Regions from separate parts of the Homo sapiens genome. Here region 2 is linked to region 1. A link is a loop called in an ENCODE intact Hi-C map of the cell type or tissue named here. Cell type or tissue: PC-9. All regions are shown on one strand. Each heading gives the region's core, and the rest is flanking DNA. Links, peaks and the distances in the headings are about the cores only. Region 1 overlaps IQGAP1 (IQ motif containing GTPase activating protein 1). Region 2 overlaps IQGAP1 (IQ motif containing GTPase activating protein 1).

Region 1 (16,424 bases), core at 5,292-13,291:
AAACAAGTGTGTGTGTATGTGTGTATTTTAATTCTGAAAATCTTAAAATGCTACAAGAAAGTCCAGAGAACAGTACAACAAACATCATTGTATTCCAGAACTAACAAATGTTAACATTTGAGATATTTCCCTTTCCTCTAAAAACAAAACAAAACAAAACCAACATCGCTACATTTAAAGTCTTTTTTGTGCCCCTCTGGTCCCATTCTTCCTTCTCCTGGGGCAAACACTAACCTGTATTTTGCATGCCCTCTTGTGTCTAGGCTTCTTTTCTGAGCTTAAAACTTCCAGGAAACTGGAGCTTGGGTTTCAGTGATGACTTAAGTGAGGAGGATAACACTTGTCTTTCTAAATAATAGAAGATGACATAGCAAGGCATGCTATATCACTAGAAAAGGGGGCATTTTCTCATATGAAGTTTATAAGAAAACAAAAACTGTAAGATCTCTGCCATTTAAATTGTGGATTTCAAGGTTTGGAAGGTCAAAGAATTTGGAAGCTGCAGCTGTTCTGAGAGACCATCTTGTGCTCTGTGGAGCTTTGGTGATTCCACTGAGGTGACCTGGGGGTGAGAGGGAAGAGCTTCAACACACCTTCCTTCCCCCATCCAAAGTAGCTCTGCTTTTGTTTTACTGTTGAATTTCTTGAATAAAATTCACTTGTTACAGAGGGTGTTTTGGCTAACACCTCCCCTCCCCCAAACACTACCAATAACTAGTTCAACTGCTAATCTAGTTCAACCATCTCATTTAATGAAGAAACTGAAGCCTGAGTTTTTTGGTCTACTTGTAGTTTTCTTGATTGAAGAATGTTTCTATCTTTTTTTTTTTTTTTTTGTACAGTCTCGCTCTGTTGCCCAGGCTGGAGGGCAGTGGCGCAATCTTGGCTCATTGCAACCTCCACCTCCCGGGTTCAAGCGATTCTCCTGCCTCAGCCTCCTGAGTAGCTGGAATTACAGGCATCCGCCACTACGCCTGGCTAATTTTTGTATCTTTAGTAGAGACTGGGTTTCACCATAATGGCCAGGCTGGTCTCAAACTCCTGACCTCAGGTGATCCGCCCGTCTCAGCCTCCCAAAGTGCTGGAATTACAAACGTGAGCTGCTGTGCCTGGCCTCATCATTTTTTTAACTATGGTTGTTAACCAGGTGTGTGCATTAGAATCACCTGGGGAACTTAAAAAAAAAAAAAAATACACCTATCTGGGCCCTACCATAGAGATTGTGGTTCAGTAGGTCGGGGTGGGAGATCCAGACACATAGTAGTCCCTTGGTATCTGTGGGGGTTTGGTTCCAGGACACCTGCAGATATCAGAATCCACAGTTGCTCAACTTCCTTATATAAAATGGCATAGTATTTGCATATAACCTTAGCACATTGCATAATATATACTTGAAAACATCTCTAGATTACTTATCATACCTCTAGATTACTCTAGATATATCTCTAGATTACTTATCATACCTGATCCAATGTAAATGCTACATAAATAGTTGTTACACTGTATTGTTTTATTTATATCTTTCTTTATTTTTTTCTGACTGTTTTTGATCCATAGTTTGTTGAATCCATGGATGCAGAACCCATGGATAAGGAGGGCCGACTGTATTTTAAATGTCTCTAGTGATTCCGATGCTCCTTCCTTGGCCCCCACTCCTCCCCCTGTTGAGAAACAAGATTTAAAACTCTGCCTTATGCTGGGATATCATGACCTCAGTAGAATGTTACACTTCATCCTATTTCTTCATCAGGTTCTGCATTAGCCAGGCATTTTATTTTCAGCTACTCTAGAGCGTCTTTTTTTCTGTCAGGTGTTTTTTTCCAGTATAGGAAAGTAGCCCATTTCCTTTAAAGACCACCCAGCAGGCATGATCCCCTGAGGTGTTTTTTTGTTGAGTGCTTTTGCATACTTAAGGAGTAACTGACCTGGCCCGGTGGCTCACGCCTGTAATCCCAGCACTTTGGAAAGCTGAGGTGGGCGGATCACCTGGCGGTCGGGAGTTCGAGACCAGCCTGACCAACATGGAGAAACCCCCGTCTCTACTAAAAATACAAAATTAGTCGGGCGTGGTGGCGGGTGCCTGTAATCCCAGCTACTCGGGAGGCTGAGGCAGGAGAATTGCTTGAACCCGGGAGGCAGAGCTTGCGGTAAGCTGAGACAGTGCCATTGCACTCCAGCCTGGGCATCAAGAGTAAAACTCTGTCTCAAAAAAAAAAAAAAAAAAAAAAGGCAGTGGAGACATTTGTGATGATCTTCAGGTTTTTTTTTTTTTTTTTAAGGGAGGGCATAATAGTGGCATATTACCCTAGCACACCCTGCCCATTGGCCTGGCATCATGGAAAGGTGCCTGGTCTATTTTATGGAGGCAATCATAAAACTGGGTGTGGTGATTTTTGTTGTTGTTTAAGGCTTTGATTTTAAAAAATCAAGGTTGGAAGCACCTATTTAGATTGTAAACTAGAGAGGACAAAGGAAAGAAGCCTGGGAATGTTATGGTGAGAAAAGAGGACTAGAATCCCTGTCAGCCACCTATGTGGCTGCTGCCACCCCTAAAAAGTGTTGTGAGTGCACCAAGGACAAATGGCATGCTCTTCGTTATTAGTGAGCTATTAACCTCTTCCAGTTCTTTCTCCTACCTTGGTGAACCGGCCTGTATCTTGTGTGTTCCGAGGGCCCCTCTTTCCCCTCTAGCGCTAGACCCAGTTTGCCTTTTTGGTTTGGTTCCATCCTGTTTCCTCCATAACCTCCACCCCTCCCAAGTTGGAGGAGCCCCAATATCTGGGATTTACAGTAACTCTAAGGCCAGGAATAAAGATCATAGAGATTGGAGGGAGAAAAGCTTCCCCTCTTCAGTTCTATTTATAATACCTCTACTTCTACTAAAAGCTCCACCTTTTAGTACAGTGGCCCCATTGTGTATCCTAGGGCACTCCATTTTCTCCTCTGCCTGTAACAGAGCTCTTTCTTGGGAAAAGAGAGGAGTGTGTAGAGAGTGAATATGACTGTGTAGAGGCAGTGAGTATAAGTAAGAGAGTATAAGTGTAGAGAGACGAAAGTTTTCTGTGGCTGTGGGTTTGTGTTTCCCTGAAAGGTTAACTGGGAAAATTTAGGGGTAATTCCTATAAATGAGCACTGGGAGTGGTTGAGAAATAGAAAATGTAGAGATTTCTGCTTTTCTTCATTGTTTGGAGAGCAGCTTCAATATTGAAATTAAGCCGCTGTTCTAATGAGATATCACCTAACGATTCAAGGCTTTTTGCTAAGGGCTGCACAATAGATCAAGGATACATCTTAAATTATTATTTATGCTTAAATTGAAGCTTATTTTTATCCTTTTGCCTGTTCTTATTGAGTTTTACATTTGTTTAGGCTAAGGAGCGGGGTTTTTTTTGTTTTTTTGTTTTTTTTTGAAACGGAGTCTCGCTCTGTCGCCCGGGCCAGAGTGCAATGACGCTATCTCGGCTCACTGCAAGCTCCGCCTCCCAGGTTAACGCCATTCTCCTGGCTCAGCCTCCCGAGTAGCTGGGACTACAGGCGCCCACCACCACGCCTGGCTAATTTTTTGTATTTTTAGTAGAGACGGGGTTTCACCGTGTTAGCCAGGATAGTCTTGATCTCCTGACCTCGTGATCCGCCCGCCTTGGCCTCCCACAGTGCTGGGATTACAGGCGTGAGCCACTGCGCCCGGCCGGCTAAAGAGCAGTTGTATAGGAGCAATGAATACCGTTTCACTCAGTTGAAGGAGGTAACATTTAAATATGTGAGGTATGTTCAGTGCTTAGGTCTTGGACAGGAGGAAGTAACAGATCAGAATAAGGTTCAGGTGAAAAGAACCAAGAAGAGAACGTGTCAGGCAGGACAGAACAGGGAATTCTGCAAGTGAGAAGAAAGTACGATTAGTACTGGAAATGGAAGAAAATTCAGCTAGGTTAAAGGTCACAGGAAGAAAGTTAATTCCAGCATTCTCTGAGTTTCAGACAATTCCTGGTGTGCGCTTTCAAGTCTGTCATGGGCCACCTTTCTGCTGCTGAGTGCCCGTACCCTAGCTCAAGGAATAGGGCACACCCCTCTTGTAGAAGGGAAGGTAGGAACGCTGGCTGGTTGGAGACTGTCAGCAACTCCACGGTGATAAGTCGAGCTTAGCACTAAGTAGAAGTATGTCACTTTCTGTAATTTAGAGGAATTGAAAAGGTATCTTGGAAAGAAATTAGTTCTTGGGAACAAAGTCTTTTTTGTGCATATGTCTTTACTGTTGGCATAGAGCATTTTCTGGGATGGGCTCTTCAGATCTCCTCTCCCTGTAAGTGATTTCAGAATTCCATGAATGTTGGGATATGTCCAGGCTGGCACCCTGGGATCATGAAAATAGAAGTTAAGACATTTAAGAAGCAAGAAAACAAAATGGGTAGGTGAGGTGACTAGGAAGAATATCATGCCCAGCACTTCTAGAATTCTCAAAATGAGGAGCATCACTTAAATTTTGAGGGGGATCATTTTTAGGATGGTGACCCAAGCTCTCTTTGTACAGATGAGAAGTCTAGTTATCTCATGAGACCCAGTGTGACTAAAGGACCATAGCATGTAGCTGCGTAATGGCACGGTGGCACTAGGAGCTGATCCATTCATTTATTTATAATTACCAAGGGGAAGTATGGGGTGAGATTTATTCTTAACTCTTAAAATGGTGACATACACTATTTTAAGAATAAACCTCCATTCTTTTTTCGGATATTAATTTAGTGCAACGGCCTTGGACAGGCTCCACCATAAGAAGTGGGTTGCATTTAAAAGTGTATTTATTAAAAGTGGTTGAAGCTGAGTGCTTTTCTGTATTGTAACACTGTTGCAAATGGGGAGTATTCATTCCTAATGTGGCTGCCGAAAGCTTTTTACCCTACCATGTAGCTGAAAATTTAGCAAAAAAAATTTTTTTTTTTTTTGGAGACGGAGTCTCGCTCTGTTGCCCAGGCTGGAGTGCAGTGGTGCGATCTGGGCTCACCACAACCTCTGCCTCCCGGGTTCAAACGATTCTCCTTCCTCACCCTCCCGAGTAGCTGGGATTACAGGTGCCCACTGCCATGCCTGGCTAATTTTTGTATTTTTAGTAGAGATGGGGTTTGACCATGTTGGCCAGGCTGGTCTCCAACTCCTGACCTCAAGTGATCCACCCGCCTCGGCCCCCGCAAAGTGCTGGGATTATAGGCGTGAGCCACTGCACCCAGCCTAGCAAAATTTAAAATTAAGAAATGTAAAGAGTTGAACTAGTTAGTACCCATTATTATTAAGAAAAGTCATGTGGCTCTATATTCTCATAGTACGAATAATTAAGTAAAATAGAAATTCAAAAGTATGAATAAAATTTCTTTGAAAATCTTGAATGTTGAGATATCTTGCCACAGTGAAAAGAATCAGACTTTCTGTTTTGGCAGGTGTGAGTTCTGATTCTGGTTTTGCAAGTTGCTTAACGTCAGGGAGTGAGCCCAAATTTGTCCTTTGCAGAATGGGAACGCTATGCATCTTACAGAGCTGCTGTGATGGTTAATTGCTTGGCACAGTGAAATACAGTAGGCACTCAACAAACTTTTTTTTTTTTTTTTTTTTTTTTGAGACGGAGTCTTGCTCTGTCGCCCAGGCTGGAGTGCAGTGGTACAATCTTGGCTCACTGCAACCTCCGCCTCCCAGGTTCTCACCATTCTCCTGCCTCAGCCTCCCGAGTAGCTGGGACTACAGGCGCCTGCCACCACACCTGGCTAATTTTTTACATTTTTAGTAGAGATGGGGTTTCACTGTGTTAGCCAGGATGGTCTCGATCTCCTGACCTCGTGATCCACCTGCCTCGGCCTCCCAAAGTGCTGGGATTACAGGCGTGAGCCACCACGCCCGGCCTGAACTCAATAAACTTTTATCCAAGCACCTGGATAAAGGATATCCTGAATTTTTTCTTTTCTTTTTTTTTTTCTTTTTTTTTTTTGAGATGGAGTCTCACTCTTGTTGCCCAGGCTGGAGTGCAGTGGCACTATGTTGGCTCACTGTAACCTCTGCCTTCTGGGTTCAAGCGATTCTCCTGCCTCAGCCTCCCAAGTAGCTGGGATTACAGGTGCCTACCACCATACCCAGCTAATTTTTGTATTTTTTAGTGGAGACGGGGGTTTCACCATGTTGGCCAGGCTGGTCTCAAACTCCTGACCTCAGGTGATCCACCCGCCTTGGCCTCCTACAGTGCTGGGATTACAGACATGAGCCACTGTGCCCGGCCTCCTGAATTTTCACATTAAATCTGCAAAAGGAAAAGCAGATTTAATGTGAAGATGACAGGAATTTTCTGGGCACTTTCAAGGTCCTAAGGTTGGTAGCCCTAGTTTTTTCACTTCAGACCTTAGCTTTTATCTGAAGGAAAACACCAGAAACAGAAGATACTTCTAGGGAGTGGAATGGGGGTAGAGGGTGTGAGATTTCCTTTTTACTTAATACTGTACTATATATTTAAAATGCTTTTTACAGTGATAATTTTATAATAAAGGAAAAGAAGGGATTAAGTAAAAGGAAAAACTGTGTATATAATTTTTAGATATAATCACAAATTCAGATTTTTAAGTTACTACACAGATGTTCCTCGATTTAGGAGGGGGTTATATCCCAATATTGTAAGTCAAAATGCATTTAATACACCTAACCTACTGAGTATCATAGCCCAGTCCACCTTAATTGTGCTGAGAATACTGATGTTAGCTTACAGTTGGACAAAATTATCTAGCACAAAGCCTATATTACAATAAAGTATTAAGTATCTTGGCTGGGCGCGGTGGCTCACACCTGTAATCTCAGCACTTTGGGAGGCCAAGGCAGGTGGATCACTTGATGCCAGGAGTTCGAGACTAGCCTGGCCAACATGGTGAAACCTCATCTGTACTAAAAATACAAAAAACATTAGTTGGGTATGGTGGCGTGTGCTTGTAATCCCAGCTACTCTGGAAGCTGAGGCACAAGAATCACTGGAACTGGGAGGTGGAGGTTGCAGTGAGCTGAGATCACGCCACTGTACTGCAGCCTGGGTGATAGAACCAGACATTGTCTCAAAAAAAAAAAAAAAAAAAAAGTGAATATAGGAAATCTTCCTTGAAAAAACAAAGATACTCCTACCTCAGCTTCTCAAGTACCTGGGACTATAGGCCCACTTCACCTCACCTAACTAATTAAAAAAAATTTTTTTTTTTGTAGAGATGGGGTTTCTCTATGTTGCCAGGCTGGTCTTCATCTCCTGGGGCTCAGGCTATCCTTCGCTAAAGTGCTGGGATACAGGCGTGAGCAGCCACACCTGGCCTGTATTGTCTTAATTTACTATTTTCAGTGGCCATCTAATGTTCATAATTTATTTAGGTTTATTCCTGTTTAAAGTTCTATTGCTTTGATTGCTGGAGAGTTTAAACATTTTCTTACATATTTGTTTATCAGTATTATTTTCTTATGCAAATTTTCTGTTTTTGTTATGTGCCTGGCTTCTAGGGTCATGATGTTAACTTTTGTGAGCTCTTTTATAACATGGACTTGACTTTCTCTCGTATTTGCTACAAACATTTTCCCTTGATGTTTCATTGTATTTGTTTTCTTCATTGTAGTTTTAAATTTTATTGAGTTTAAATGTCAGTCTTTCGATTTGTAATTTCTTCTATCAACTCGAAGTCTAGATAGTTTAATTTCTCTAAAACCTTGCCAAAATTTTCAGTTTAATAATCGATTGGCTTACTTTTTATATATTTGTAGAGATGGGGTCTTGTAATGTTGATTGTAAGGGGAACTTATCCCGAACTTCTGGCCTTAGGTGATCCTCCTGCCTCAGCCTCCCAAAGTGATGGAATTACAGGCCTCTAATATCCTTTAAAAACCAGCTGTTTATTACCTATTAGCAATTCATGTCTGTTTTGTCAAATATTATGTATATATATATTTCTAGTTCTGGACTTTTAAATTATGGTGAACCATATTTCATTTTTTTGAGAAAAATATATATGACTTTGTTATACTTCTTATCATTGAGAAACAACATCTGAAGCTAGCTTAATTTTAACTCTATGACAAGTAACTTGATTTTTTTTTCCTTTTTTCGTGACTTGAAATTTGTAGAATTGTTGTTCCTTGAGGTATAAACATTTCCCCAGTTAACATGTTAGGGTTGCTATTGGCTTAGCAATTTTGCCTGCAATGTGGAGACTCTTCTTGGTTTATAATGTCTCTTGTTTGTTTATTTTAGCTTTAGGAAATTGTCCATTATGCCTGTGGTGATTAGTTAGATCTGTGTAGTCTATTTTATGGCTCTTCTTCATTTTGTTTACGTTAAATAAGCGTTCTAGGTATGTGTCTCACATACATCTTTTGTTGCACTGACTTGATTTTCTACAGTCTTGATATTTTTTCCTTGGTTCTGTTAATGGTAGTTGCTTTGTCCTATTGTAGTTTATATTTTTAATTAATTCCTTTTCCGTCTCCATTCTTGTTAATAGCTTAAATGATCTCTTTTTAGTTCATGAAGAAGAGTGTGGCACAAAAGATCCTTTCAAGGTGAAAAAAAGGAGCAGGTAGCCAAGATAGTTGGGTTACATAGTTTACCACTTCCCTTTATAATCCGTAGGTGTTGAAATAGATGTGGCCATGAAAAACCAGTGTTAATCGGGCAGCTGAGTGTATGGATTGTCCACCAGTCAAGGTTGGGGAAAAAATCTGGCTGGGCTAAGTGTGGCCCGTTAGTTTGACCTCATTTGGCATGTATTTCTTCTGGTCTTACAGGTCAGAGCAACTGTTTTTATATATTTTAATGTCCCTAATGACAAAATAGTAAAAATACATTTGAGGACCCAAGTTGGCATGTTCTAGGAATTTCATTTTCCGGCTTAGTGTGGTGACCTGCCTCTGATTGCTGTACAATTCCTTCTGCTTCACAGTGTCACATCTGGGGATACCAGTTGGTAGTGGAACCTGTTTTGGACATTTTTAAGCCTTGTGGTATCTGATGGACTCTTGGTTGTTTCTAGCTGGTGCTAAATAAACCCCTTGACAAGAAGTATTTGTGTAAGAAAGCGCTGGTAGGCAAAGTGAGAACATCCGGAAGTGATTCATATTACTGTGGTTGTTTGCTTAACTCAGGACTTGGTTGCCTAGAGACCATATCGTTGAGTTAGCCGAGTGAAGTGCCAGTGGAACCTGGAGGGCCTGTGGCCTACCGGATCAAATCAGGGCTCTGCTCCTTAATTTTTCTCCTGAAGTCTCCTAGCAATCTGATTGATCTCTGTGGTTTGACAGTGCGTGAATTAAAAAAATCTTAAACATATTAATGTTTAAGAAAGATCTGGTTAATGGTTTATTTTGAAGAGTAAGAGTTTACTTGCTGAAGTTTGAATGTTGGGTTAAAATTTTTTAAAAAAATAGTTGTATGTTGGGAAGAATTAGTTATTTCAATAAGGCATTTTATTCTAGAAACCTCAGTACTTTAAGGCAGCTAAAGGAAAGCCAAAATAATCCCCCAAAACAAAAAACCAAAAACCTGCAATTTGCAAGGCAGTCATAATCTAAAATATTTTCTGTCTGTCCCAAAGTCAGTGTATTCCCCTTGCCTCTCCCCCTCTTCCTCATTGTCATGATTAGTACCGTTTATTGCATACTTTCTACATGCAAGGCACTGTGCTAAGCACTTTATATGCTTTATCTAATTAGCTATTCTTGAAGCCCTGTGAGGTGCTTATTATCTACATTTAACAGATAAGAAAGCAAAGCTCAGAGAGGTTAACTCATTCATCTAATAAGTGGTTGATCCAGATTTCAGGTTTGGCAAGAACTCTGAAGTCCTTTCTCTTAACTGCCATGTTAGTCTGCTGCTGCTATACTTCTGGTTCTAAAAATAATGACAACAGTAGTAACTACTGTTAATTAAGCAGAATGATGATGAAATTTACATATTACATTATTGTGAGATAGGCATTATTTTTATTTTAAAGAGGGAAAAAAATAGAGTTGATAACACTTTTCCCAAGGTCATATATTGGAATTCAAGCCCAGGTTTGTGACACCAAAGCTGGTGCTCTTAACTTCTGCAGATGCTGAAGTGGCAACATTTAAGTCTAACCTCTTTAACTGGTGCCCAGAGACATTAAGTAACTTGTGTAGTTTTCAAGTCAGTGAGGGAACTCCATCAATTTCCTGCCACTTATTTTGGAGTCTCTTCCACCTGCCACCTGAGGGAAAGTCTCCAGTTGTCTTATGTATTTTTGTGTCTAACTAGCTTGTTGGACCCTTCCTAATTGCTTCCCTTCTTCATAACCTGGTATCTGCTTTGAATTCAGCTTAGAAAGGTGTTCCTTCCTACCACTTTCTTGTTTGTTAAAGAGTTACCTCATACAGACAGGAGTGGCAAATTGGATTGGAAATTGCTTTGGATCATTTGGCAAGAACTGTATTTTTGGGGTTGTGGGAGGAGGAGAGGCCTGTCTAAAAGCTCTATTTCTTCTTTACTCAGAATACCTTCCTGTTGACTCATTGGAAATCATAACAAAAAGCAGAAGGAATATTGGAGAGGCAGCTGCCAGCCTAGGGCTTGGCTTCTGTTGGGGCAGCTGTTTGGGGATTTAGACACACTGGGCTCTAAGAACTGTGAGGTTTCTGCAGCAGAAGGAAATAGTATTACTCTGATAGGTATTTATTCATAAGGTTAAAAAGTGTCAGACTATTGCTTGGGATTATTGATGAGCAACATAAGAAACTAAAAATATTTTCTCAAATAGAATTAACTGGTGATCCTAAAAACAGAATGAATTGAGGAATACAAGAGGGAGTGGGGGCAAAATTAGAAAAGGAAAAGTTGAAAAGAAGAGAAAAAAAACTTACAATCATTAAAAATAGGAAAAAGATAACATTTAAATAGAAAAAGTCTCACAGATATGCATGCAGTAGGCATTAATCAGCAGGTCATTTTACTGTAAGTAACATACATCTCAGATGACCTTTAAAACAGCTAAAAGTAAACAAAATTTGTCTTTTATTTAAATGACTATTATAACAAAATGTTTTTTTGGGCTGGGCCCTGTGATTCACACCAGTAATCCCAACACTTACGGAGGCCGAGGAGGGAGGATAGCATCAGGCCAGGAGTTCATGACCAGCCTGGGCAACATATTAAGACCCTGTCTCTACAAAATATAAGAAATAAAAAAAAGCCAAACGTGGTGGCACACACCTGTAGTTCCAGCTACTCGGGAGGCTGAGGTGGAAGGATCACTTGAGCCCAAGAGTTCGAGGCTGCAGTGAGCTACGATCACACTGCTGCACAAAAATGTGTTTCTTCCCTGAAGACATGCTATGTCATTAGTTTGGGCAATACCTTTTCATAATTGATAGTTTAAAAAGGTAGTGTTTGACAATGGCTTGACTTTTGGGGTTTTCCTTAAAAATTTGAGAATCCCCATAGGAATGTTTTTTAGATAGATTTGGTCTTAATTTAAAATTTTTAAATTTAAAACATTTTTTTCTTAGAAATAGGTAATACACAGACGTGATACATAATTCAGAGACTATGCAAGTATATAACACTGAAAAAAAGTCTATATCCTTAGTCTTCTTTCTCTAGCTATTCAGTTATTTTCCCCACATGGAACTGCTATCATGATTGTGTCTCTTTCCGGAGATATTCTGTGCATGTAAATACAAATTACTTTGATTTGTTTAGAAGTGGTTGCACACTGTACATTTTGCTTTACATCTTTTTGTTGTTGTTTTTTGAGATGGAGTCTTGCTCTGTTGCCCAGGCTGGAGTGCAGTGGTGTGATCTCGGCTCATTACAACCTCCACCTCCAGGGTTCAAGCGATTGTCCCGCCTCAGCCTCCCAAGTAGATGGGACTACAGGCAATCCGCCATCAGGCCTGGCTAATTTTTGTATTTTTAGTAGAGACAGGGTTTCACCATGTTGGCCAGGCTGGTCTTGAACTCCTGACCTTAGGTTATCTGCCCGCCTTGGCCTCCCTAAGTGTTGGGCTTACAGACATGAGCCACCGTTTTGCTTTGCATCTTAAAATTCATTCCATATGAGTGAATGTGGAATGAAGTGCCTCTTTTTTTCCTTCACAGTTTTAGTTTTCGGTTTTGAAGTTAACCTGTCAACGGACATTTTCTCCTCAGCTTTTGCTGTTATAAAAAGTCACTTTGTAGGTATGCCATTGTGCATGTATGAGTATTCTTGCAGGATAAATTTCTAAAAGTGTAATTTCTGGGTCAAAGGGAATATGCATATTTAGTTCTCAAAAATATTGCCAATTTGCTCTCGTAAGAGGTTGTACCAGTTTGCACATCTGCCTGTCAATAATGTACATATAAGAAGGCTGTTTCCGCTTTAATTTTACCAACCCAGAGTATTACAGATTTTTTACATTTGCCAGTTTCATAGGTGAAAATGGTATTTCATTGTAGCTATTTTGGATTATCTAATTATGAGTGAAGATGAGCATCTTTACATGTGTTTAAAAGCCATTTGTATGTTCTTTTCTGTGAACTTTTTCGGTAGAATCCTTTGCTCATTTTTCTATTGGATTATTCATCTTTTTCTTATTCATTGTGGTAAGAGCTCTTTATATATTGAGGAAATTGGCTCGTTGTACACCGTGGGTGTTATAAATATTCATTCCACTTTGTCCTTTAATTTTTTTTTTTTGAGAAAGTCTCATTCTGTTGCCCAGCCTGGCGTGCAGTGGCCCGATCTTGGCCAGGTTCAAGCGATTCTTGTGCCTCATCCTCCCGAGGAACTGGGATTACAGGCGCGTATCACCACACTCAGCTAATTTTTGTATTTTTTTAGTAGAGACAGGGTTTTGCCATGTTGGCCAGGCTGGTCTTGAACTCCTGATCTCGGGTGATCCACCTGCCTCGACCTCCCAAAGTGCTGGGATTACAGCCAAGAGCCACCTCACCTGGCCATTGTCCTTTAAATTTTGACTTTGTATTTCAAATAAAGTTTTAAAACATATTTGAACTTACTAATATTTTACTTTTAGTTTTTGAATTTTTTGCATGATTTTTAAAGAGTCTTATCTATACTGAGATTATATAAAAACATTCTCCCATGTTTTCCTCTAGTATGTTTAGGATGTAAAGTGTTTTAATATTTAACTCTTTGATCCATTTGGAATTTATTTTGGTGTGAGGAGTAAGATAGATCCTGCTTTTTTGACTTTTGAATCGTATTTTACATTTTGAGTCTTAGCAGTGTCTTAGGAAATGTGCTCTGGAGGGTGTCTTGTGCTCTAGTTTATGAACTGATATCTTAATTTTTTTCAGAACAAGGCAGCTTCAACTGTTGAGCTTTTTGAAACATATGGCTTAACTATCATTTTAGGGAATTTGGTTAGGATTTTCCAGAGTGCTTTCAAGCAAGTTATATTGTAATGCTAAACAGATTAATATCGTGTAGTAAAGTTGGCGTTGAGAAAACAGGTTTTGAATTAACAGCTTTGACATAAAGACTGTGAAGAGATTACTAGACTTGCCAAACTAACATAATTTATTCTTTGTGTAAAGGAGAGTGCAAATTTGGAGTTTGAAAAACTGTGTGGCTGACTTTCTAGATCAGTATTTTTTGAGGTATATTGTGCTGTGACATTAAAGAAAGGGTTTAGTGGTGAAATAAGCTTCAGAAATACTGAGTTAAACCAAGCCAAATATTATTCAAGTGGCAAATTATTTGGAATCTTTGTCATAGACTTGTAAATTCTGAGTCTCCAAGGCAAAGGATAGTGTATGCAATATTCCTCAAACCTACTTTATCAATAGTGTTCCAGGTTTTTTTTTTTTTTCTGGTTTGCGAACACTTTTTTTTCTATCAGTTACGGATTTGAGGGACTATTTTTTCTTTCTTTTACTTTATTTTTTATTTTTGGACTCTAAGACTTTCTTCAGAGACTATTTCAAATAAGAATTTGGGAGATGTTCATGGTCACTTCTCAGCTATTTTGTGTTTTATGATAGTTAGTTTACATTCTCCGTTGAGTTATCCTGTTCTTGGCTTATAGAGCTTAAATTAAAGCCATAATTGTACTAATTGGATAGGTATAATTGCTCAGTGATCTTTAAGGCATTGCAAAGGACGGGAGTGTGGTTTTTAAAAATGAGGGGTGCAAATGTACTAATTATTAAAAAGGAAAAGATAAATATGACAAATTCTGGTCTAGTAAACTAGTTTCTGGCCAAACATTGGACCAGAAAAATTCCAGAGCACATTGTCAGATGCATAACTTATGAACACTTAGCGAGAAAAGTGATGCTTGGGAGCCAACATGGGCTCCCTAAAAAAAGCCCTGTCACATTAACATCATTTCCTTTTGGACAGGGTCACCAGATTGGTGAATCAGAGAAAAACACACGCCTGGCAATTTTTTGTATTTTTAGTAGAGACGGGGTTTCACCGTGTTAACCAGGATAGTCTTGATCTCCTGACCTGGTGATCCACCCGCCTCAGCCTCCCAGTGCTGGGATTAGAGGCGTGAGCCACCGTGCCCGGCCGGGGTTTGTTTTTGGTTGATGAAAGTGTTCTGGAATTAGATAGTGATGACGGTTGTACAACATTGTGAATATTCTAAAAGCAACTGAATTGTATATTTTAAATGAGTTTACGTTACGAATCGTATCTCAGCAAAAAGAGCTGCAGATTTTTAGTTCAGAGAAAGCACTTTTAGGGCATGTTATTTGTAAACATTTTTATTGGGACTTACTAGGGCGTCAGTGATGTGTCAGTGAAGTTAGGATTTTACTTGTTTCTAGAGAGATAGTTAATATATTGTAAGGCACATTTTGCTTTCAATGTACCGTGAATCTAATAATGAAATTCAATAGTAATAAGTGTGATGTCCTACATTGGAGTTCAAAAAGTGTATAGGATAAGGGAGAGAAGTAGCGTTAGTGGGAATAACGTTGGTGGGAAACGAAAACAAAATGAAAGAAACCTGAGAAGTTCATTAACTCATTAGTAGATATATGGTATATGCAGCCAAGGAAAAGATGGTTCCACTGTCCTCTGGACTAATCAGAGGCTTCCTGAAATTGGTGTTTAGTTCTGGAGGCCATACTTTAAGATGGATCTCGTAGTCTAGAGCAAGGATGTTAGATTTGTGGTAGGTTATTTTACACCCACAGCAAGCACTGCTGATAGATCAGAATCCTTTTCAACGTAGAAGCTGAGGAACCACTCCCAATCAGTGGGTGTTGGTTGTCCATTAGTTGAGACTTAGTTGTTGCTCTGGGATGAGAGCGTGTTCGATGAGTATGACCAGGATGATAAAGGGTCTACCAATTATGATCTATGAAGAATAATTGGGAATACTGAGGCTATATAAAATGGAAACAAGATTTAGAAGAAATATAAAATCAGAATCTCAGAAGCTCAACCTTTCATCTAGTTTAGGAATTCAGTCAACTGTTATATTAACATTTTACCTACTTTACTAAAAAATTCCTGAGAGATGGGAGGGGAGTTCATTTTGTCAGATGTGGTGCCAGGGGAACAGAACTAGACAATGGAAATCTGCTTAATAGGAGGATAGTTTCTTATATAACAATAAGAAATTTCCAAACGGTGTCTGAGCTGCTTTGGGAAAACCCGTGTTGCAGATTTTCAGGTTTAGACTGTGTAACAGTTTAATGGAAGATTGTTATGTTCTAACCTAAGTATTTTCTCGTTATTTAAAAACAATTTTTATTTCATTTCCTGTGTTATTAAAAACTATTTTTATTTTGAATGACTTGATACTATTCCATTGCTCATTTTTTCTAACATGGCTAAGAAGTTGGGAAAATTCCTCCAATAAAATAATTACTTTAAAGCAAGTAAAACACGTTTTTAGCTCCTCCATTGTTCAGGACACTCTGGGAGAACTGAAGAAGATGCGAAAGTATAAAACAGTCCTGCCCTTAGGAGCTTACGGATTAATTGAAGACAGGGCATAAACATTTGAAAAGTTACCCAACATCAGAGAATGAGAGGTCTCAGTGTCACAAGGCAATATGTAATTGCTGAGGAAATGATGCAAATAGTTAATGTGTGAGAGTTTAGACAGGGAAAGATTATTTTATGGCTGGGTTTTTCAGGATAAGCTGACATTGTATGGTCAGGCGTTTCCCTTTCAAGGGAAAGCATAACACTATGTATACTTGTCTTGTTCTCTGTGCTCCTTTAGAGTTGAAGCTCTTTCCACTTCCTGGTACCCAATGGCACCTCTCACCACAGTGCTTTTTACAAAGTAGGTGCTTGGGGATATTGTTAAGTTGAATGAGTACAGAGTTGTGTGGTATGTGGGGGTTGTGGTAGGAAAAAGAATTTCAGTGTTATGGTGATAAGAGCTTGGGGTAATTTTCTGTTTTGGTTTTTGTTTTTCTTTTATTATTTGGTTATAATTGA
Region 2 (16,424 bases), core at 3,508-11,507, 50 kb after region 1:
CTGATTAATCCCAGCACTTACATATCTGTAATCCCAGGACTTTGGGAGGCTAAGGCGGGTGGATCACCTGAGGTCAGAAGTTCGAGACCAGCCTAGCCAATATGGTAAAACCCCATCTCTACTAAAAATACAAAAATTAGCCGGGCATGGTGGCGTGCTCTTGTAGTCCCAGCTACTTGGGAGGCTGAGGCAGGAGAATTGCTTGAACCTGGGAGGCATAGGTTGCAGTGAGCTGAGATGGTGCCACTGTACTCCAGACTGGGCAACAGTGAGACTCTGTCTCAAAAAAAAAAAAATATTTTTCTATTTTTTTAAAGTAACATTATATTTTTGTTTTTCCTTTAAAGAATAATGCAAGCTGTCTAGAAATAAAAAATAAACCACAAAAATTAGACTCCTTCACTTAGAAATAATCATCACTTAGGAATAATCATTACTGGCATTTTTTTGTATGTCCTTCAAAACTGTGTGTGTGTGTGTGTGTGTGTGTGTGTGTGTGTGTATATATATATTTTTTTTTTTCTTTAAGAGACAGAGTTACACTTTGTTGTTTAGGCTGCAGTTGCGATTATGGTTTACTGCAGCCTCAAACTCTTGGGCTCAAACCATCCTTCTGTTTCAAATTCTCTAGTAGCTAGGACTACAGTCATGCGCTGCCACACCCAGCTGATTTTTAAAATTTTTTTGAAGAGACAGGGTCTCGCTCTGTTGCCCAGGTTGGTGTCAAACTCCTGATCTCAAGTGATCCTGCCACCTTGGCCTCCCAAATTGCTGGGATTACAGGCATGAGCCACCTTGCCCAGCCTCCAAAACATATTTAAACAAAAATGAGATTATACTTTTAATATTGACTTTTATATATGTGTTACTTTTGGGAAATTAATTTATTGAAATTATCATTTTGTCACTACTCTGCTAAAGAACTCACCATGACTACTTCATACTTGCCAGACAAAATGCAGATCCCTAGCCTAGTGCAGTTCTTTATGCAATATTTCATGCATACAGCTCTTTGTAGAAGCTCATTTGCCTAATTACCTCCCATACTCATTCTGTACATTTTATGACTTAAAAGGAATCTGGGCCAGGCAATTCCAGCATTTTGGAAGGCCAGGGCAGGTGGATTGCCTGAGCTTAGGTTTGAGACCAGCCTGGGCAATGTGGCGAAACCCTGTCTCTACAAAAAATACAAAAACTAGCTGGACGTGGTGACATGCGCCTGTAGTCCCAGCTACTTGGGGGCTGAAGCAGGAGGATTGCTTGAGCCCAGGAGGTTGAGGCTACAGTGAGCTGTGTTCGCACCACTGCACTGTAGCCTGGGCAACAGAGTGAGACCCTGCCTCAAAAAATTAATTAATTAATTTTTTTTTTTTAAAAAAGAATCTGGCTCTGAAGTGGTACTGACCTGGTATTTGATCTCTTGTTCCTCTGTTAAAAGCTGTGTAACATTGGGCACCTGCAGTAGCGTTGTTAGACATATAATACGAGATAGTGTATGTAAATTGCCTGCTATTTAGTAAGTACTCAATGAACATTAATATTATCGCTATGTCATGTAATCTCCCTACTGTAATGCCTTCATGCCTCATCTCTTCCTAATCCAAATTGTACCCATCATTCAAGATCCAGTTCAATTTTCACTTCAGTGCCTGTCACAGTTCAATATGGTTGACTTTCAAATCTCCTGTGTCGTACACAGGCTCATCCCTATAAATTTGCACTTAATTATATATTGTCTTGTATTGCTTGATCTTTATTTCTGACATCTTTGTAAACTCCTTAAAGTAGAGATTACGTATTCTGCTTCTTTTGAAGTCCTCCTAATTCCTAGCATAGGTTTAGACTCACCAAAAAAACTAAAAGGTTTGATTTCAACCAACTAGGTCAGGCTTAATCTTGTTTTGCTCAAGATACTCATAACAATAATAATAGTAATTGTTCTCATTGTTCATTTGGAGGGCCAAATTTCTCATTTGAACTAATACTAATAACTAGAGAGGATTTAGAAGATTTTACCAATTGCATAGGATTGGAGTTTTAAGTCCTGACCAGCATTCTTTTTTTTTGGGTTTTTTTTTTTTTTGGAGACAGAGCCCAGGCTGGAGTGCAGTGGCACGATCTCGGCTCACTGCAACCTCTGCCTCCTGGGTTCAAGAGATTTCTTCTGCCTCAGCCTCCTGAGTGGATGACCAGCATTCTTTGTATTCTGCTACCTTCTGGTTCATTTAGGATAATGACCTTCCTAGCAGAATAATCCATTCAAGTGTGGATGGTATCTTGTGCTGAATCTGTATTAATCCTTAAGTCAGCAAATATAAACTGGAGTGTCCTTATGGTTGGTTCTCTGTGAGAAGAAAGTCCACGATGTTTCCTGTTGCATAGAGTACATAAAATATTTTTTGTTTTACTGAGGGATTTTTCTCTACCTTACTGTTTGGTATTTTATAACCTTTATAGTTTTACCTTGCTAATTGTATAAGAATCAGTTGTGAGCACATGTAAGGAAATAATAATATGTTCTTAAAATGTCCTATTCATATTATTATTATGTAGTCAGAGGAGCAAAATAATAAAAATTCCCTCAAATACCTTTCAGTATAGTGGGGAAGATAGACATACAAATGAGTACTTTTAGGGCAGCTTGATTAGAGCAAGATGCCAAGAGCACATGTGGTGCAGTCATAGAATAAAGAAGGGAATGATGACTTCTGCTTAGAAGTTTGAGCAGGTTTTCAGTGTACATGGATCTTCACAGGGATCCTTAGGATAGATAAGAGGGTGAGGATAAGGCAGAATTCCCTATAAAAGGACAGTCTTTTCCTAATTGTAGAGAAAGTCTTGAGGCAAAGGAAAGTTAGATGCCAGGAGGATATAGGGACTTCGGGTTCCAGGAATTAATGTAATTATAGATAAGATTCTTTGCCTAGAGCATTCGAAACAGCAATGAGGCCATTGATGCTGCCCCAGGAGAAAGCTGCAGGCCAAGCAGTTAAAAATTAGAAAAAGTTTTTATTTTATTTTTTGTTAAGTAGACTAAGGAAAATTAGAGTTATATAACTAAAGTTCAGTGAGAGAAAGTATTTAAGTAATGTTCCACACTTTATTATGTTTGCAATATAAATGTTTATAGATATTCATTTAATATTTACATATTTAAGTAGTATGTGTACACTTCTAGAAAAAGCAAAATTTACTAGATGCTTTTGTAGATAGATAATCTAAGACTCTATGCTATATACCTAGAGAAAGTCTAGTTTGTTATCTACATTGATTTTATTTTCTGTCCCTAGCTACTATGAAAGCTCCTTGAGGACAGGATATTTGTTTTTTTCACAATTATATTTGCAACATATAGCAGATCCTCAGTAAATATCATTGAAGGAATGGATGATTAGTTGGCTAACAGCCACATATACCTGCAGACATGACTTGAGAAGCCACCACCTTGGTATGGTGCTCAGTTGAATGGCAGGTATGAATATTAGGAAGAAATAAACAGTATCTTAGGAGCCTACAGTGAGACCTCACATCCATACCAATGTTTTAACCTTTTCTTCCGCCCTTTTTTTAAATAGTTCTAGTCTCCTCATTGCCCCTACTTCCCATTTTCTAGTTTGAGACTTTATTTTCCCTTGGGCTGTTTTGATTTTCTTTATAACAGCTTATTAATTTTATTTTGTTTTTTACTAATGAAAACATTTGCAATTGATAAGTACTATTATGCCCCAGATATTTTTATTTTTGGTATTTTATTGATTTCTTTTTGCTACTGTGATAAAATCAGATGTTTATCTGTGAGTGGTGGTAGGGACAGGCATTTTCTCTTCAAAAAATAAGGAAACGGAAAGTAAAAAAGTAATTATGATTCCTTAGTGGCTATCATTTCTGAAATCAGAAATTATCTTATTCTGTCTTTCAGGCTAAGAATACCTTTTTGTTTTGTTTTGTTTTTTTTACAATATATAAAGTGCTTTTATGTATATGATTTTATTTAATCTTAAAAATATTCCTATGACGGAAGGTATCTTCATTATCATTTTCAGATGAAGGAACATCTGGGTTTTCATTGTCATGTATTGTATTATAGAGCTTGTGTGACCTCAGGTTCTATGATTAGAAGAGAGAATGTGGAAAGGGGAAGATGACCCCTTTCACTCTGCACAGGTTGGACCACCCTTGATAGCAGGGCACTGACTGTTGTGGGTGGAGTGTGTTCAGGAAGTATCAGGGTAATGAGAGGATTCAAAATGGTGCTATGTAAGACATGGTTAAAGGAAATAAGGCTGCTAGTAAGGCATTTGCTGTCATAGGGAGGGGCAGTGGAATGTATTCAGTGTGAACTTTAGGGTTGGAGCTTTAAAAATATTTTTGAAACAAAATTGTCCAAAGATGTAGTAAGTGGCCACGGGAGATACTTTCTCCTGTTTGGTAGTCTGTAAGTATAATCTGGACAACTACTTGGCATTTTAAGGGAATTTAAGCGTCATGTTGGTCTGGATTGGTGGCTCCATATTGGTGCTGAGCTGTCTACATTTGGAAGTTTTTAAGTAGGCTGGGAGTGTGGCCCAGGAATCTGTATGAAATCTGATGAATAGCTTGTTGGGAACCCCTGGACTTGATGACTCTAAGGTTCTTTTCCAATCCCAAGATCTTATGCTTCTGAGAATCACAGAGTAAAGGCTCTCTGAGTTATATTTCCTTATCTGGAACTGAGATTGGTTTTGGGGAAGGAAAACTATTCTAGGCTCTTCTGTTAACATAGTCCTTTCACAAGCTTTTGCCTTTTTTCCTCAGCATTTTCTGCATTAGCAAATATCGACCTGGCTTTAGAACAAGGAGATGCACTGGCCTTGTTCAGGGCTCTGCAGTCACCAGCCCTGGGGCTTCGAGGACTGCAGCAACAGAATAGCGACTGGTACTTGAAGCAGCTCCTGAGTGATAAACAGCAGAAGAGACAGGTAAACATAGTCTGGATTGAAGCTGCAAGAGTTTGTATATATCCATTCGAATCCCATGCTGTCATTTAAAGATATATATGCTGCCTTTGTTTTTCCCCCAATACGACTTTTTCCTCTGCATATAAATTAGTTTAAAAAAAAATCCTCAGGTAAAATACACATTGTCTTCAGCTCACTTTTGCTTTTAGAGCTATGAATCCTCTTTTAAGATAAACAGACAATACCCACCCATCCCCAGTCTAATCACTCCTTCACTTCAGCTGTCTCTCTCTCCAACTAAAAGACATTGGGGAAAACCTGAATATTTTTGCATTCTTACGTCAGGAATTTGCACTTTAAAAAAAAACTGCACCTTATTAGTTTGCTCTGGCCAAAGCTGGAAAAGTACTTACTGTGCAGTCAGGGTAGCTTGTGTGGGATTGTATTTCGTGGGTTTTTTTTTTTTAGAACAAACATGAGGGGCTTTCTTTTTTGTCTAAATAAGGGCAAGTATACATTTTACAAATATCCAGCGTACGTTGGTCAAAGTAAGTAGCATTAACGTGCTTAAGATTCTACAAACACTTTTTCCTTAGAACTTTTTGAGGCTTTTCATGTAATATGTTTAAGAATGTACTGGTATCTGTAAAGTCACTCTACCCCAGCTTTGGCAAAGGCATTTGGCTCTACCTGGGGCTGCCACCTTGGCTGCATGTAGCCTGAGCTGTCACTTATGACTATGGCTCTCTCTGTCCCTAGTGACTGCTTTTGAGAGATGAGAACCTTAAGGCCTGGAGTCATAGGAATGAGTAATCTTTACATAATTTTCTTTGCTTTGCTCAGAGTGGTCAGACTGACCCCCTGCAGAAGGAGGAGCTGCAGTCTGGAGTGGATGCTGCAAACAGTGCTGCCCAGCAATATCAGAGAAGTAAGAGTCCATTGAAATTGTATGGGAGGAAAGTTGTGGCTTTGTGTTATTGAAGGGTCTGAGGTTAGCTTCTGTCATCGTCATCACCCACTCTGAGCCTACTAGCCATAACCAACTGCCAGGTACTTTTGGTGGCAGGAGGGTTCCTCCAGTTTGTTGTTGTGGTGGTTTTAATTGCTGTGTAATAGTTGTACATATTTTGAGGGTACATGTGTTTTGTTTTTTAAACCAACCAAGAAGCACTGACACCAACCAAGAAGCACTGACGTATGATATTTTGATACATGCATACAATGTATTATGATCAAATCAGGGTAATTGGAATATTTGTCACCTAACGCATTTATCTTTTGTTGATGTTGGGAACATTCCAGTTCTTCTGTTTTGAACTATACATTATTGTTAACTATCATCATCCTACTGTGCTATCTAACACTAGACCTATTCCTTGTATCTAATGGTAATTTTGTACCCGTTAGCCAACCTCTCTATGTCCTCCTCCCCACTACCCTTCCCAGCTTCTGGGAACCACCAGTCAACTCTACCTCTGTGAGATCCACTTTTTTAGCTCCCATATATGAGTGAGATCAGGAGGTATTTGCCTTTCTGTGTCTGGCTTATTTCACTTAACATAATGACCTTCAGTTTTTATGGCTGAATAATATTCCATTATGTGTATACACTACCTTTTTTTTTTTTTTTTTTTTTTTTTTTTTTTTTACCATTTATTCATTGATGGACGCTTAGGTTGATTTCATATCTTGGCTATTGTGAATACAGCTGCAGTAAACATGGGAGTGCTGATTTCCTTTCTTTTGGCCATATACCTAGCAATGGGATTGCTGAATCATATGTAGTTTTATTTTAATTTTTTGAGGACTCTCCATCCTGTTTTCCGTAGCGGCTATAGTAATTTATATTCCCATCAACAGTGTATGAGCCCTTTCTCTGCAGCCTTCCCAGCATTTGTTATTTTTTGTCTTTGATAAAAGCCATTTTAATTGGGGTGAGAAAGTATCTCATTGTGGTTTTGATGTGTATTTCCCTGATGATTAATGATGTTGAGCATTTTTTCATATACCTGTTGGCCATTTGTGTGTCTTCTTTTGATAAAAATCTATTCAGCTTATTTGCCCATGTAAAAATTGGATTATTTGTGGGGTTTTTTTTTGTTTTTTTTTTTTTGGCTGTTGTTTGAATTTCTTATATATTATGGTTATTGTTCTCTTCTCAGATGGATCGTTTGCAAATGTTTTCTCCTGTTCTATATGTTGTCTCTTCACTTTGTTGTTGGTTTCCTTTGCTGTGCAGAAGCTTTTTAGCTTGACATAGTCCTGTTTGTCTATTTTTGCTTTCGTTGCTTATGCTTTTAAGGTCTTAGCTAAATGGCTTTGCTTAGACCAGTGTCCTGAAGCATTTCCCCAATGTTTTCTTCCAGTCGCTTCATAGTTTCAGGTCTTAGATTTAAGTCTTTAATCTATTTTGATTTATTTTTGTATATTATGAGAGATAGGGATCTAGCTTTATTCTTCTGCATATGGTTATCCAGTTTTCTCAACACCATTTATTGAAGAGACTGTCTGTCTCAGCCCATTTTACGTGGCTATAAAGGGATACTTGAAGTGGGGTAATTTATTAGCTCACAGCTCTGCAGGCTGTGCAAGAAGCAAGGCACCAGCATCTGCTCAGCTTCTGGTGAGGGCTTTTGTGCTGCATCAAAATATGAAGGAGAAGATCAAAGGGCAAGTGGGCTCATGTGAAGAGAGACTGATCCCCGGGGTAGTGAGTAGGGGTCCTGGCTTTATAACAACCCATTCTAATGAGAACTGATCCGTTCTCCCCAAGAACCAATCCAATCTTGCAAGAGCTCACTACCATGAGAATGGCACAAAGCCGTTGATGAGACATTTGCTCCTATGACCCACACAGCTCCTACTAGGCCCTGCCTCCCAACACCACCACACTGGGGATCAAGTTTCTTCTTTTTTTTTTTCATACCCTTAGGGTGATGTCAGGTATCAGATTTCAATGTGAGATTTGGTAGGGACAAATAAACCAATCCAAACCATAGCACTGTCTTTTCCCTGATGTGTGTTCTTGGTGTCTTTGTCAAAAAATGTTCTCCTCATGGCTGTAAATGTGTGGCTTTGTTTCTGAGTTCTCTATGGTGTTCTGTTGGTCTGTGTGCCCTTTTTTTTTTTTTTTGAGACGGAGTCTCACTCTGTTGCCAGGCTGGAGTGCAGTGGCACAATTTCAGCTCACTGCAACCTCTGACTCCCTGGTTCAAGCGATTCTCCTCTCTCAGCCTCCTGAGGAGCTGGGATTACAGGCACGTGCCACCACACCTAGCTCATTTTTGCATTTTTAGTAGAGACGGGGTTTCACCGTGTTGACCAGGATGGTCTCGATCTCCTGACCTCGTGATCCACCTGCCTTGGCCTCCCAAAGTGCTGGGATTACAAGCGTGAGCCACCGTGCCTGGCCAAGTTACTCCAGTTTTAAAGGTAGAACTGGAGTCAATATAGCCTCACTTTGGCTCGCACACACTTCATGATTTGTTAGGGAAATATCTGGAGGAGGTGAGACTTAAGGGATCGCTAAGATTTGGATGGTGAAAGAGGTGAGAAAAGAACGTCCTAGTGCAGGACAATGAGGGAAAAAGGAGGTGGGAGCGGAAGTACAGGTAGTGAAAGATGTCTTTGAGGAATGGTGGTTAGAATACAAATTTTGTAAATGTTTTGGGCTGAGTTGTGTAAGATCAAGGGGTGGAAAGATTGTAGAAAGCTTTGAATGGTAGCTTAAGAAGCCAGGCAGTAGGAGAAGGAAGAGGTGGTTTAGATGGGAAGTAGTGGTAGCATATAGGATGAATTGAACGGGAAGAAAATAGGGATGAGGAGAACAGTTAGGAGGCTGCTTTTTGAAGAAAACATCTTGATTGAGACATGGTTCACATACCGTACAGTTCACCCTTCTTCAGACAAAGGAGGCTGCTTTTTTAAAGACGAAAGTTCCACTTCAAACTTCATGGCTGATAGCCACAGAATGTGATATTTTTCCCATGAAGATTGGCACCTTCTTCCCCTGAGGGCTCTCTAAGCCCACTGCGTTTCTGACTCCTGTTTTTTACACAGGATTGGCAGCAGTAGCACTGATTAATGCTGCAATCCAGAAGGGTGTTGCTGAGAAGACTGTTTTGGAACTGATGAATCCCGAAGCCCAGCTGCCCCAGGTGTATCCATTTGCCGCCGATCTCTATCAGAAGGAGCTGGCTACCCTGCAGCGACAAAGTCCTGAAGTGAGTTCACTAAACCTGTCCTGTTTGTGAGCAAAGTTGGGTGGACGTGAGTGTAATACCCACTTCTTCCTGTGGTTAGGTAGAACTTTTTTGCATAAACTTGGTTTTCTTACAGTTTTATTAAACTTATAACTCCCTGGGTCTTGGAGAATGTCTTTCCTCACTGTTTTCCCTTCTGTCCCTTTCTGTACAGCATAATCTCACCCACCCAGAGCTCTCTGTCGCAGTGGAGATGTTGTCATCGGTGGCCCTGATCAACAGGGCATTGGAATCAGGAGATGTGAATACAGTGTGGAAGCAATTGAGCAGTTCAGTTACTGGTCTTACCAATATTGAGGAAGAAAACTGTCAGAGGTGGGTGTCCAGAGTGAAGGGAATAAATCCATTACGTAGCTGTTAACCCTGTCTTTTGTATGTCAGTGCTCCGATTTTCTTTGCAGGCATTATTACTTTATCATGGTCATACTTTTGTTTGGTTCTACTTTGATTCACTTAATTCTTTGTTATGCTGAAAAATATGACATTCCGTTCCTAAATATATAAGTAGGCTTAAATATGTTACATAGTCAAAATAACACTATCTCTGACAAAGTTAAATAATACTTTTTAAATATCATCTAACCCTAGCTAGTTCATTTTCATTCTTCATTTGTTCCCAAACTGTCCTTTATAGCTGTTTTGTTGAAAACAAGATCTAGCCTAGGAACATGTATTATATCTGGCTGTTGTGTCCCTTGAGTATCTTTTAATCTAGAATTGTCCCTTTCTTCATGAGACTGACTTGTTAAAGGGATGGGACCAATTGCCTATTTTATGGATAGTTCTAGTTGCTTTCTCATATTTGCCTTATTCCTGTAAATTGGAAATTAAATTTCTAGGCTTGTCACGATTCAGTTCAACATTTTTGATGATGTGTATTTCATATTGCCTCATATCAATAGGCATATAAAACCCACTTTTCCCACCATCCCACCATTAGAGATACTAAGATTGATCCCTGGATTAGGGAGACCACTTATACTTCCATTGCGTATTTACGCTTTTCCCTCATCACTAGAACATCATCTCTTTTGCACCGTCAAAATATCTAGTTTTCCATTAAGCATTCACGTGATATTTTTAACCCAATTGATAATCTTTCCTAAATCAGTACCTTCAGTAAAAGTTGCTGAATGATGATTTGTTGCTCTGTCATTCCTCCTGCATTTATTAGCTCATGTGTAGCCTTTTTTTCTTGTCTATGGAGGAATTGCTTGAACTGCTGCCTTTAATTCTAGAGTTAGTCTTAACATGGAATTTAGAATATGTAACAGGATATTGAGAATAAGTGATTTCTGTTGCATTTTTGCACTTTGTTTAAAGTAACTGTGCAGTTCCAAAACTGGTCTTGAGAATATATCAAATGGTTGGGATACCCTAGCAATCTTTGTTCCTTGAATATTTAAACATGCTGTGCTTAATGCTCTTTTTACTTGGGGGTCTGGGGCAGGTATCTCGATGAGTTGATGAAACTGAAGGCTCAGGCACATGCAGAGAATAATGAATTCATTACATGGAATGATATCCAAGCTTGCGTGGACCATGTGAACCTGGTGGTGCAAGAGGAACATGAGAGTGAGTTATCTTCCTGTCCTCCCCAAATAATGTCACCATTAATGATGATGTGATTCCATGAAGTGGTTCAAAATACTACTCCTAGAAGGATTTTTGGGTGAGAGATTGAAAATATCTATATAACACAAAAGGCTAAAGTTGGATATTGTTTTGAGAACACCAGGCAATTGCTATAATTAGGTATATGTCCAGTAAGAACTAAATTTTGGGGGAGGTGAATTGAACATGATCTGTTATTTTTAAATGCTGTTATAACAAGTAGTCCTGACACTACATGGAATTAGGTTGAATTGCACAGGTTGTAGGCATGGTCCTCCACAAGACTCCTCTCACTTCAGACACAAGCTGAAAGCTGCAGGGTTCCCAGGCCACTGTACTTCTGAACAACTGGCTGCAAATTTGGAGGATCCCTTCTACCCGCTCAGGTTTAATAATTTGCTAGAATGACTCACAGAACTCAAGAAAATGCTAGACTTACGATTAAAATTTTATTACAAAATATGTAAATCAGGATCAGCTGAAAGAAGAGAATCATCAGGCAATATCTGTGAGAGTCCCCAATATGAAGCTTCTGTGTTCTCAGGATGTGTCACTCTCCTGGCACATTGACGTGTATCACCAACCAGGGAAACACACCTGAGTTTTGGGTGTCCAGAGTTTTTATTTGGGTTCGTTACATATGCGTGATTGATAGTATTGGCTTTGCGATTAAACTCAATTTTCATTTGGCCTCTGCTCCCTGGAGAATGGGAGGCCAGGCTGGTATCACGTGACTCTATACCTCAGTGGTTGATCTTTCCAGCATGGCCAGCCTCCATCCTTAAACTCTCATGAGGCCAACCAGGAGTCATTGGTTGGCATAAATTCAGGTGTGGGCGGAGGGGCCCACCATGAATCACAGAAACATACCTATCACTCAGGATATCCCAAGGGTCTTAGACGCTCCCCCAGAGACAAAGACCAGCCAGACTTTTTATTATACAGCAGAGTCCTTACAAAAGCAGTACGGCTGCCTAAGATACCTGGGGAGTGAACGTTCCTAATTTTAATTTGTATTTCCTGGGAGAAATATTCAACTGACTTGGTGGGAAGAGCCTTGCTTCGCATTAGGGAGCCCTGCGCTTGGATCTTTCTTCTGCCATTTGTTTGCTGTGTAATCTTGGAGAAGAGATTGCTAAGCCTTGTTATTTCTTCTATAAAAGTGTTGAATTAGATGACTTTTTAAGAACCCTTGAACCTTTTTAAGACTCTTCGTGAATCCTTTGTGACTCAAGAATGTTTTTGATTACACATTCCAGTGTACCTGAAAGCTATACAGTAAGGCCAGTTTCATAAAAATCCTCATCGCTTTTAAGTTAGAGCAATTAAAAATGAAACAAAAGGACTTGAGCATTCAATAGGAATATGAATACAAGTGAGTTTAGTTGAAATAAATACTAATTAAAAAATGAAAACAGTGCTGCTTAACGGATGGTAAGTTGCAGTTTGAATCATGGTTACTCTTAGGTGGATTTATGATTAGTTAGCATGTTCCATGATTGATTTGTTTATGTACTTCCTTAATTAGAAAAAAAAAACTTTCTGTCTCTTTATATTTAGGGATTTTAGCCATTGGTTTAATTAATGAAGCCCTGGATGAAGGTGATGCCCAAAAGACTCTGCAGGCCCTACAGATTCCTGCAGCTAAACTTGAGGGAGTCCTTGCAGAAGTGGCCCAGCATTACCAAGACACGCTGATTAGAGCGAAGAGAGAGAAAGCCCAGGTGAGTGGCATCGGAATTGTTCTTTATGTTCAGAGCACCTCAGCCCTCCTAGAACAAAGGTAGAGGTAGGAATATCTTCCTTGATTCATTCAGTGAATGCCTTCTGGGCACCCTTAGATTCAAAGCACTGGAGGGACACAAAAATGTGAGAGACATAGGCTCCACCTACTAGGAGCTCATGCTGTTTTACACATTTGGGTTTTTGTTCTTTTGTTTGTTGTTGACAGTCTTTTGTGTCTCTTTCAGTAAATTCTTTACTGAAATATAAGATCCAGGGCTGGGCGCAGTGGCTCACGCCTTGTAATCCCACAGCACTTTGAGAGGCCAAGGCAGGCAGATCCCTTGAGGCCAGGAGTTCAAGACCAGCCTGGCCAACATGGTGAAACCTCATCTCTACTAAAAAAAAAAAAAAAAATACAAAAATTAGCTGGGCGTGGTGGTGCATGCCTGTAATCCCAGCTACTTGGTAGGCTGAGGCACAGGAATTACTTGAGCCTGAGAGGTGGAGGTTGCAGTGAGCCGAGATTGCGCCACTGCACTCCAGTCTGGGGGACAGAGTAAGACTCCGTCTCAAAAAAATATATATATATATATATGTGTGTGTGTGTGTATATATATATATACGTATATATATAATATACGTATATATACATATATACGATCCAGAAAAAAAAATATATATATATGATCCAGAAAAATGAACAAGGTAGATGGGTATGCAATTGCATAAATTTTCAAAAGGAGGCACACCTGTGTATTTGGCAGTCAGATTGTAGAACCCATTACCAGCACCACAGAGACCTTCCTCATATCCCCTTCCACCCTTAGCCACCCTCCATTTGGTGGTAAGCACTATTCTGATTTCTATTAATAACACCACAGTTCATTTCCGTCCACTTTTGAGCTGTATTTAAGTGGGATCATACCTTATGTGCTCTTTTGTGTCTGGCTTCTGTTGCCCTAAATAATGTTAATGATATGCATCCATGTGGTTGCATGGAGCCATCCTTTGCTCATTCTCATTGTTGTGTACTATTTCATTGTGTGGTTATATGTTATTGGTGAAGTTTTTTGTTGTTTTGTTTGTTTTTTCAGACTGTTGTAAATAGGGCTTCTTTGTTTTTTTTTTGAGACGGAGTCTTGCTCTGTCACCCAGGCTAGAGTGCAATGACGCAATCTCAGCTCACTGCAACTTCTGCCTCCCAGGTTCAAGCAATTCTCCTGCCTCTGCCTCCCCAGTACCTAGGATTACAGGCGAGAGCCACCATGCCTGGCTAAAATTTTTTTTTTTTTTTTTTGTATTTTTTGTAGAGATGGGGTTTCACCATGTTGGCCAGTTTGGTCTCGAACTCCTGACCTCAAGTGATCTGCCCGCCTCAGCCTCCCAAAGTGTTGGGAATTACAGGCATGAGCCACTGCCCATGGCCTGTAAATAGTGCTTCTATGAATTTTTAATTTTGGTTAAAAACATATATGTGCATTTCTGTTAGGTATACATTTTGGAGAGGAGTTATGGCCATAGGGAACACATATATGAAGCTTTAATAGATAATGTCATGAAGGTTTTTTGTGACAACTTAATTGAAACGTAATTCACGTATCAGGTAATTCAGCGTCAGTGGACTTTAGTACGTTGATAGAATTGTGCAGTCATCACCACAGTCAATTTTTGAACATTTCATCACCCCAAGAGAAACTCAGTACCCATTAGTAGTCACTCATTTTCCCTTAATCTCCCCCAGCCCTGGGCAACCATCAGACTGCTGGTTTGTCTATGGGTTTGTCTATTCTGAACATTTCATATAAATGGAGTTATGCAATGTATGGTCGTTTGTGACTGGCTTCTTTTAGCTTAGTTTATCCAAGCTGTAGCAGTAGCACTTCATTTCTTTTTGTTGCTGAATAATATTCCATTGTATGACTGTACCACATTTTATTTATTTATTCATGAGTTGATGACACATGGATTATTTCCACTTTACCACATTTTATTTATCCATTCATGAGTTGATGACATATGAATTATTTGCACTTTATTCGTGATTTGATAGACACTTAGCATGAGTGACAGCTATATAAGTTGTATCTTCAATCTACTTCCCTTTTTAGATATGGAAGCCGACCTAGCTTATTCTCCGAAACCCCACTCCTCTGACAGTCAGATATAAGGCTCCCTTTGGACTTTCTTAGCAGCAAAAACAAACATTACTACCACTAGCATACATAGAATCATTGCAGCCTGACACATTAGAGATTCTGAATCAGTAGAATTAGACTTTAAGCTTAGGAATCTGTATTTTAAAAATGACTTTTTCATTGTTCTGATGACCAGCCAAGTTTGGGAAACACTAATCTAATAAAATGAATCAAAGACAGAGACTTCCATTTCTAGCTTCCCTAGAGCCAACTACTTCTTATCCGAGTAAGTAAAATCAGTTGATCTCAATTTCCTGGCTATGAAATAGCAGTTGTGATTCAACCCTCTCCACAGCATCAAGTGACATTCTGCATAATTATATCTCTTAAATGAAACCTGGTAGTATCTATCAGATACTACACTTACATGATTAGGACATGGTAATGTCAACTACTGCCATGCCAATGTAATCAAAGGAGATCAGTCAACATCATAATATTACCAACATATAAAATTGCCCACTCCTCTACCCTTCACCAAAACTTACAGAGCCCACACGAGTGTCAGTGTGCAAAAAGCTCCAATACACTAAAGCCTTGGTCTGTTTTTATACGTCTGGCTACTCAGAATTAAAAATTTCTTTTAGCCCTTCCGCTTGCTGCCTCACTTCAGGAGTCTTCTGAAGGCTATGGTTCTATCCAGTTGTTGTTACTTAGTAAGCACTGAAAAGGAGGTCAATCACAATTAGAAAACAGATGTTAATTATGCTTTAATCAACAATTATTTGAGGGCCTACTACATACAAGGCAACTTCCTAGACAGCAACAGCATAAAAAGAGGCATAAACCTTGTCAATTTCCTCAGCAAACTAGGTAGCGGGTAAGACAAACATTTTAAAAGATGAGTTTATGTTACAATTACTTTAACAACTTTATCTTCATAGTAGCATTATTCCTGATAGCCACAGTGGAAAAAAACAGTATGTCTATCAAGTCAGGAATAGATAAAGTGTAAATAATTCAAAAGGCTGTGTGTGCGTTTTGTTTGGGTCATCGGAGTAAAACTTTTTGAGGATGTGACTATAGAGTTTGAAGCATTTCCTTTGCTGTGGAATAACTTTTCAGACTTCATCAAAGGCGGAGGAAGTCGGGGGAGTTAAAGGAAAAATTGCTTAACATTGCCAGGCCCAGCTGGGTGAACTACACATTGGGTGGAATTGTTTTTTGTTTGTTTGTTTTTGGTTTGGGTTTTTTGTTTTGTTTTGTTTTGTTTTTTGTTTTTGGCATCACCTGAGCATCTAAGTCTCCATCAGCCATTTGGGAGTGTTTTTAAAAATATTTATCACTGAGTTACAAATTTAGAGAGCAAAAGATCTTAATTTAAATTTGGTCTGTAGTTTTATTTTCTTCTGATATCTTTGTGTTTGGTTTTGGTATCAGGGTAATACTGGCCTCATGACTTGAAGTGTTCCTTTTATATTTTCAAAGAGTTTGTAAAGGATTAGCTAGTTCTTTAAACATTTGTTACAAGTCACCAGTGAGGCCACGTGGTCCGGAGTTTTTTGTGTGGGGGATATTTTTTGTTTTGTTTTGAGCTGCAGTACTGTGTAGGAAAGGGGTCCCGATGCAGACCCCAAGAGATGGTTCTTGGATCTCACACAAGAAAGAATTCAGAGAGAGTCCATAGAGTGAAGTGGAAGCAAGTTTATTAAGAAAGTAAAGGAATAAAAGAATGGCTTCTCCATAGACAG

The links. Hi-C counts contacts between places; a loop is a spot of excess contacts. Peaks named below come from ENCODE experiments on the same cell type or tissue, not always from the same donor. Only the 100,000 strongest peaks of a DNase experiment are listed, where the experiment ranks them.
Region 2: it touches region 1 in a loop (6-fold over the local background); 13 of 110 quality-filtered maps call a loop at or near these places.

What each region holds. Positions count from the first base shown.
Region 1 is chr15:90,391,930-90,408,353 of GRCh38, forward strand. All of the region lies in intron 2 of IQGAP1 (IQ motif containing GTPase activating protein 1), which reads left to right. Among named protein-coding and RNA genes, the nearest start is that of IQGAP1, 12 kb to the left of the region's middle. RefSeq lists enhancers at 3,100-3,601, 3,602-4,101 and a silencer at 16,137-16,186. In PC-9, for the core only: no CTCF peak of the experiment used is centred there; DNase peaks (open chromatin) are centred at 9,082 and 10,522; H3K4me3 peaks cover 2,617 bases; H3K27ac peaks cover 4,766 bases.
Region 2 is chr15:90,443,779-90,460,202 of GRCh38, forward strand. It overlaps IQGAP1 (IQ motif containing GTPase activating protein 1), which reads left to right. Exons shown (of 38, transcript NM_003870.4): 10 at 4,795-4,958; 11 at 5,781-5,865; 12 at 8,997-9,160; 13 at 9,354-9,514; 14 at 10,650-10,774; 15 at 12,374-12,537. Among named protein-coding and RNA genes, the nearest start is that of IQGAP1, 64 kb to the left of the region's middle. RefSeq lists an enhancer at 12,373-12,884. In PC-9, for the core only: no CTCF peak of the experiment used is centred there; a DNase peak (open chromatin) is centred at 7,823.